Regions from separate parts of the Homo sapiens genome. Here all the other regions are linked to region 1. Evidence: chromatin loops called from intact Hi-C (ENCODE). Cell type or tissue: GM12878. All regions are shown on one strand.

Region 1 (2,500 bases):
TTTCACCGTGTTGGCCAGGCTGGTCTCGAACTCCTGACCTCACGATCCATCCGCCTCGGCAATGTCAGTTTTATTAACTTCCTGCAGCAAGAGGGTGTGCACATCAAGTGAACCATGAGGCATCTCAGTAAGAGGCTGTGGGAAAGGGCTTTTTGCCAGGTTTGTGTTAAGTTATGCTAGGAAGGGAAAGGTAGAAGAAACAGGAATCAGGTCAGGAATGGATGTGTTGTGAAGCAGGTGGTTTCATCATCGGATATCTCAGAAATTTTTGTTCAGCAAGTGGAGAAATCGAGTGGGTCTGGGAGAGGCTTTGATAAGAAAGGATTAGATATGCCAATGTCAGTAATTTTGCAGCTACAGTGTGGCCTTGGGTTAAACACAGTTTTCACCTGGCCTTGTGCTGGCCTTGTTTATGACTGTTGGGAACATTCCAGTCTGCTCATCTGAGCTGATTTCCATTTTCTCAGGTTCCCACATGAAGTAGTGGGTGTTCCTGGAAGAAAGGGAATCTATCTTTAAATAAGCTTGGAAAGTACTTGGGAAACAATGTTAAATAAACATAATGCTGGGCTTTCTGGAGACTTGAACGTGCTAAAGTGAATTGTGAATCTCCCAAGACACCTTCAATTTCTTTTCAACACAGCTGTCTGTGTCGAATTCCAGTGTAAGTCAGAACTTCCAGTGATTTCTCAGGTCACTCTGACCTCTTTGCCTGTAGTTCTCCCCACTCTTCTCCCCACTCCAGCGGCCCTGCCTCCTCGCTGCTCTTTGAGCTTTTTCCCATATGACTGCATAACCTGCTCCCTTTTCTTCCTGAGGTCTTGTTCAAATGGAAATTTTCAGTGGGGCCTTCCCTGCCCACCCTATGCAAAATTTCTCCTCCCTACACCCCACACTCCCAAACACACTTTCACTGCTATACATTTCTTAGCACTTATCACCATCTAAGATACTATACATCTCATTTTTCTTGTTAATGGTCTCTCTGCCCAGGTGGGCAGGGGTTTTTATTTATTTTGGACAGCGTCATATCCCTAGAACCTGGAGCCATGACCGGCACACAACAGGCACATGATAAAAATTGGTCAAATGAATGAATGGATGAATGAATGAATATACAAACTCCTTCCAAACTTCTCCTCCTTCAGAGGAAGTGGTGAGGGAGGCTTCTGTGTTTTCCATTTATAGACAGTAAAGAGGTTTTGGAAAAATACACAAGGGAGCCTCAGAGACTTTCTTTTGGGGCTTTAGGACTGGCTACCCATATCTTATCACTCAAGCCAGTTTTTCCTGAGGTGTCCCCCCAACCATCCTAGAACTAAATCATACAGACCACTAGATGGCACTGTTCACCAAGAATCTCGGGATTCTTAGCCACGCCCCTCTCACCCTAAGCCCAAAGCCTTTGAATCCACCTTCTTCCCAGGGGTGACTGATTCTAGAGAATGATTACCACTCCCTGCACCACCGCTAGACTAGAAAGAAACCTAAAGTCGTACAGCACGTTCCAACAAGCCATGCCCAGCCAGGAGCACAGGCTAACTCTCTGCTTGGGAGCAAAGGACGTTTTTGAATATTTCTAGATGTACCCTTGGTAAATGTAGGCAAAGTGCTGGTGCCCTTTGAAGAGCTGCAGGACTCCACACTCTCCCCCTTGTACTTGGCCCGTGGCCCTCTTGGCACAATTCTGCCTCTATCTCTTCACCCCTTGCTCCTCTGTCCCTTCATAGGATGAAGCACAGGTTAAGATGCCAATTCTATTTCCAGCCTTGAGCCAAAGCAGTCCAAGAGACAGCGTGACAGGCAACCTGGGCACCCAGTGGAAGGGACAGAATACAAACTACACCTGCATCAAAAACTGTCCTAGGGCCTTTGGCAACTTACTCGACAGTCTCCACTTTGGCATATGCAGCTGCCTGATGGGGATAAACATTCCTAGACCAGATAGATGTGGTTAGCGTCACATGAGAAGATCTATGACGCTCCAAACCAAGCTTTCTATAAAGCTTGGTCTTCTATTTTCAAGTATCGCCTATAATTATATTCTAAAATTTAAGGCAGGGTGATTGGCTGACCTGCTGAACCCGTCTCTGTGTTCTTGACCAGTGCGAAGATGCCTCGGTGAACAAAAACACCTTGATTGAACCTCTCTGCACTGGCATGGGTAACAGACTCTCAGCTCCAAGGACATTAGCAAAAGCACTTGTAGAAAGCAACTGTCTTCGTGATCATCAGCCAATCAGCAAGCATTTATTGAGAACCTGTAATTCACCTTGGTGTTTTAGGAAGGCTATTCTGGAGGCAAAAATAAGACAGGTGAGGGGAGAGAATGAAGATTAAGACATCAATTCACTCTTTCATGAAATAACATTTTTCCTGACTCTTGGGAAGGAATATATAAGTCAAGGAATATTAGAAGTGTTGTTAGTTTTTGCTCCCTGTCTCTCCCCTTTTAATCAATAAATCCAGAAATAATGGTTCCATTTGGGGGACAAGGGCA
Region 2 (2,500 bases), 410 kb after region 1:
ATTGGGAGCTTTCACATTAAGCTCTTACTTTGAAACTTTGAACATGAAAAAGAGCAGAAAAAAGCAGATCTCCTAATCTCGGTGAAATTGTAGGTAAAACTCCAAGTAGAATACCCAAAATAAATTGTATAAGTAATGATAATATATCATAATGTATTTATCATATGCATATATATTAGATATATTTGGAATATATAGGTATTATGTATTCTAAATTTCCATCATCTATCTATCTATCTCCATCTGTCTATCTATAGTCACCCCAAAGGCTAAAAGAAAGTTTTCCACACTCAAGAGTGAAATGGGGCTGGGCTCAGTGGCTCACGCCTGTAATCCCAACACTTTGGGAGGCTGAGGCAGGAGGATTGCTTGAGGCCAGAAGTTCAAGACCAAGACCAGCCTGGGCAACATAATGAGACCCTGTCTCTACAAAAAAATATAAAAATTAGCCAGCTATGGTGGTGCACACCTGTAGTCCCAGCTACTCGGTAGGCTGAGGTGGGAGGATTGCTAAGGGCAGGAGGTGGAGGCTGTATTAAACCATGATTGCTCCACTGCACTCCAGTCTGGGTAACGAACTGAGACCCTGTCTCAAAAAAAAAAAAAAAAGAAAGAAAAAGAAAGAGAGAGAGAGTGAAATGGAACAAATTATACATCCTTTGCATGACAAGAAAGAGGTAGAAGAATAACATTGTGGAGGGCCTGGTTTCTCTGAAGGAGCTGTTGAAATCTGCTCTATGATCAGAAGGGGACATGATTGTAGGTGGAGGCTGGAAAAAGGCTGTTTGAGCAACTGTTTAGATTTTGGGTTAAACCATTTGGCACAGCTTGAAAAATATTATGCTCTCAAAAAAAATCTATTTATCCAAGATCCATCTATCTATCTATCATCTATCTATCTATCTATCTATCTGAAATGAAATTAGTTGCCCCCTTAAACTCCTGCTTTGTAAACTAACACTGACTGAGAGCTTACTTGTTGAGCTGCGTATTCAAATCACCTTTAAAGCACTGGTAGGAGTTAGATACTAGTTTTATCCTCATTTTGCTGAGTTGAAAAGTGAGGCACAGAGCAGTTAAGCAACTTGCTGGACGTCACACAGCTATTAGGTGTCAGAGCTGGATTGAAATTCAAATCTGATTCCAGAGCCAATGCTATTTGCCACTAAGCTCTACTGCCTCCCTGTGGCGGTTTTCCAGTCAGGAGGGAGTCTTCAGCTTTCACAAATACTATACCTCCCTCGCCCACAACACACAGAACTCAGTCTCCCCCTGTTGCTTTTCATAGCAAACCCTATGCCCTGTGTTCATATTTTTGACATGCATAAAATCTTGGCACACCATGAGAAAACAAATACTTTGTTGATGTGTGTGTGTGTGTGAACCAATAACTTCCACTTTCTGTCTTTCTAAACTATTAGAAGGAAAAACATTTGTTCTCACCCTTCCCATTTTTTGTTCGTTTGTTTGTTTTTTGAGACGGAGTTTCTCTCTTGTTGCCCAGGCTGGAGTGTAATGGCATGGTCTCAGCTCACTGCAACCTCCGCCTCGCAGGTTCAAGTGATTCTCCTGCCTCAGCCTCCCAAGTAGCTGGGATTACAGGCCCCTGCCACCATGTCTGGCTACTTTTTGTATTTTTAGTAGAGATAGGGTTTCGCCATGTTGATCAGGCTGGTCACGAACTCCTGACCTCAGGTGATCTGCCCACCTCAGCCTTCCAAAGTGCTGGGATTACAGGCGTGAGCCACCGCACCCGGTCCTCACCGTTCCTATGTAAAGCCAAAAGCATTCACTCACTGTCCATCCACAGCACAGGTTGGAAGCCACTTAGGAGCCCTGGGGGTTGAATCTAGTGAAGAGAATCTGACGATGCCTGGTGCACTCTGGGGTGAATTCATTTTGACACCTAGCTCTGAATTTTTAGAAATATCGTTGTTCTTAATATTGGTGTTTTAGATAAAGGAGGCACATTAGTTTTCTTTTTCTTTTTTTGAGATAGAGTCTCACTGTATCACCCAGGCTGGAGTCCAGTGGTGCAATCTCAGCTCACTGCAGCCTTGACCTCCCTGGCTCAAGCGATCCTCCCACCTCAGCCTCCCAAGTAGCTGGGACTACAGGTGCACACCACCACGCCTGGCTAATTTTTGTATTTTGTAGAGACGGGGTTTTGTCATGTTGCCCAGGCTGGTCTTGAACTCCTGGACTCAAGCAATCCTCCTGCTTTGGCCTCTCAAAGTGCTGGGATTATAGGAGTGAGCCACCGCACTCAGCTGAAATGTTCCATGTCTTTATCTGGATGGTGGTTACCTGGGTGTCCATGTAGGTAAAAATGCATTGAGTGGCTGGGTACAGTGGCTCACTCCTGTAATCCCAGCACTTTGGGAGACTGAGGCAGGAGGGTCACTTGAGTCCAGGAGTTCAAGACCAGCCTGAGCAATATGGCGAAACCCAATCTCTACTAAAAATACAAAAATTAGCTGGGCATTGTGACTTGGGCCTG
Region 3 (2,500 bases), 500 kb after region 1:
ACCGTGTTAGCCAGGATGGTCTGATCTCCTGACCTTGTGATCCGCCCACCTTGGCCTCCCAAAGTGCTGGGATTACAGGCATGAGCCACCATGCCCGGCCAAGAACAACTATAATCTAATCATACTGCTTCTCAATCCATGGGGGTGAGAGGAAGTCTCCTTAAAAATAAAATGTATAAAGAAGTGAGTCATGTTAACACTCTTGTGAGTGTGAGATAAGCTGACGTGGTGTGGGGATATGGTAAAGCTCATGGCACTGGTACGTGAAGGACTGCAGTTTGTTAGGCACTTCACTAGACTAGCTGGGAGTCAGTAAATAATCATTCTAAGATTGGAAACTTGAAATCCTAGAAATGCTTCCAAAATTATGCTGGCTGATTTCATTTTGAAATGCTGCACACAGAGGGGTCTCACCTGTAAGGAACGGAGCACCCTCTTCAACCCCTCATAATCCTTCTCTGTTAGTGGCGTGAGCACTGTCATGGCATCCTCTGTTGACTGGCACTGTGGACAGACATACTCATCAATGAGCTCTGCCTCACTTTGCAAGATGCCAACGCAGCGCCCATGGTACCAATTCTGACACCGATCACAGCCAATATAAAATCTGCAAGATCCGAAATGGAAATGTGAGTTCAAAACACATGGGATGATGTTACTTATAATAAAGCATGCACCTGAAAATTTGCTAAACCCTGGGATATAAAATAGTTTTAGTATTATGGTTTTAATACTTTCAAGATTGACATTCCAGTTCATTAATTTAGTATTTTTGATGTTAAGAACAAGCAGTAAAAAAATTTATAAGAACACTGTGTAATACTGGAGAACCAATTTAAAGATAAATATGAAACATTCAATTGATTTTAAAGCTGAAAACAAAGCCAAAAATCTTTCAACTAGTACTGTACCATATGGGTGTTCAAAATCCTATAAGCTAATAACAGAGTCTCAGAGCTTGTACCCAAATTAGTGTTTTTCTAACCTACAATAAAGCACCATTTCAAACACTGATAAAGTCCAAACAAGTCAGGCTATTTTAATCTCATTAATTTCTATGTTACATATTGAAGAATCAAATCTACCATTAAACCACATTTTCCCCAATGTGTCTCAAACATTCACTATGAAGCAAGATAAATTTTGAAGGGTAGGTAAAAAGGGAAAAAGAGAAAAATGAAAAGGAATTTGTAATGTAAGTGTATAATAAATGTAGAAAAAAATCTGCTTTTTATTTTAAAATAAATAAGTAACCAGTCAGAGCAATTTGGCTTCCTAAATTATTAAATATGATGCTCTTATCAGAACTCACTGTGACTCATCATAAGGTGTTCTGCAGATACAGTACAATTCCTCACTGCTGCCCTCTTGTGCCCGTTTACAATCATTACAGATGTACACATCCATTTTCTTAGCCTCCTTTTCTGTGATGCCAACACATTCTCCATGATACCAGTTAGTACAAAGATCACAGCCAATATAGAACCTAAAAGTATTCACAATGAAAATGACAATGTAATTGTCATTTTGAGCTGCATGGTACTTAAATCTGTCTTCCCTGCCTTGATTCACTTTTTTACAGTGTAACTTCCTGCAATGAGTCAGCTAAACATTTCTGAATCCAACCATTCTACTCCTGGCAAACTCCAGTATCTGATGCTCTATCACATGTGGAAACATAAAGTCACTCACATCAGTTTCAACAAGTACACTGCTTAGTGAAATATGGGTCTTTAAAAACATACTGGAATTTGAAAAAAGAAACAACACATTGATGGTAATGTCTTCCTCTGAATGAATGTGTGTAAAACTGTAACAGGCACAAAAACCAAAGCCAAAGAATCAAAGACTTACATCTGTCAAACCTATTCCACAGAAGCCATTTCAATATCAGGGCTATTTCTTAGATAGGTTTGAAAATGTATCTCACAATTTAAATTTGAAAACAAAGCAAAGCGCAAACACCAAGTAGAAGTTACACTACAAGGAACATGCAGGTCAGCCAGGTGTAGAAGATAAATGGTCAAAATATGATATGAAGAAGAAAACTAAGAAAGTACATAGAGTAATTCAATCTCTACCAGGTTTTCTGAATAAACATTGGAATTTAATCGAATTAAAAATAACCTCTCATAATGGAATATGGCACGGGCCAGTTTTCCTGTTAATATAATGTTTGTGACAATGTGGGCAGTGGCCTGGCTAACTAACGGGCAGGGAACGTGGAAGGAGATGCTTCAGTTCAACACCGGGGACAAGGTGTGGAGAATGATGCAAGGATAGTTATCCAAAGCCTGTGAGGGTCTACACTGCTTGGCAAGGGGGAGCTGTGTAAATGTGTGATTGTGGAGAGCAGAGTGGCCTCTGTAACAAAAGACCTAATGACAAAAGGAAAAGTAAATGTAACAAACGCTTACACAGTGTGTCTATAAGTGTTGATAGGCACTGTGTAGGAACACCATGTCAAAGTCATAGTGAGAATTACCATGAATCACAGGGA

What was found. A loop is a pair of places that touch in the nucleus more often than their neighbours do. Peaks named below come from ENCODE experiments on the same cell type or tissue, not always from the same donor. Only the 100,000 strongest peaks of a DNase experiment are listed, where the experiment ranks them.
Region 2: a loop joins it to region 1, with 11 times the contacts of the local background. A loop is called at or near these places in 15 of 110 quality-filtered maps.
Region 3: a loop joins it to region 1, with 4 times the contacts of the local background. A loop is called at or near these places in 30 of 110 quality-filtered maps.

What each region holds. Positions count from the first base shown.
Region 1 is chr17:68,462,006-68,464,505 of GRCh38, reverse strand. It overlaps a transcript of PRKAR1A not described here. Among named protein-coding and RNA genes, the nearest start is that of WIPI1, 5.8 kb to the right of the region's middle. In GM12878, a CTCF peak has its summit at 1,342 (motif pointing right); a DNase peak (open chromatin) is centred at 1,395; H3K27ac peaks cover 1,114 bases.
Region 2 is chr17:68,056,375-68,058,874 of GRCh38, reverse strand. No RefSeq gene overlaps it. Among named protein-coding and RNA genes, the nearest start is that of KPNA2, 22 kb to the right of the region's middle. In GM12878, a CTCF peak has its summit at 1,227 (motif pointing left); no DNase peak of the experiment used is centred here.
Region 3 is chr17:67,962,319-67,964,818 of GRCh38, reverse strand. It overlaps BPTF (bromodomain PHD finger transcription factor), which reads right to left. Exons shown (of 28, transcript NM_182641.4): 25 at 415-607. Among named protein-coding and RNA genes, the nearest start is that of C17orf58, 33 kb to the left of the region's middle. In GM12878, a CTCF peak has its summit at 1,402 (motif pointing left); a DNase peak (open chromatin) is centred at 1,378.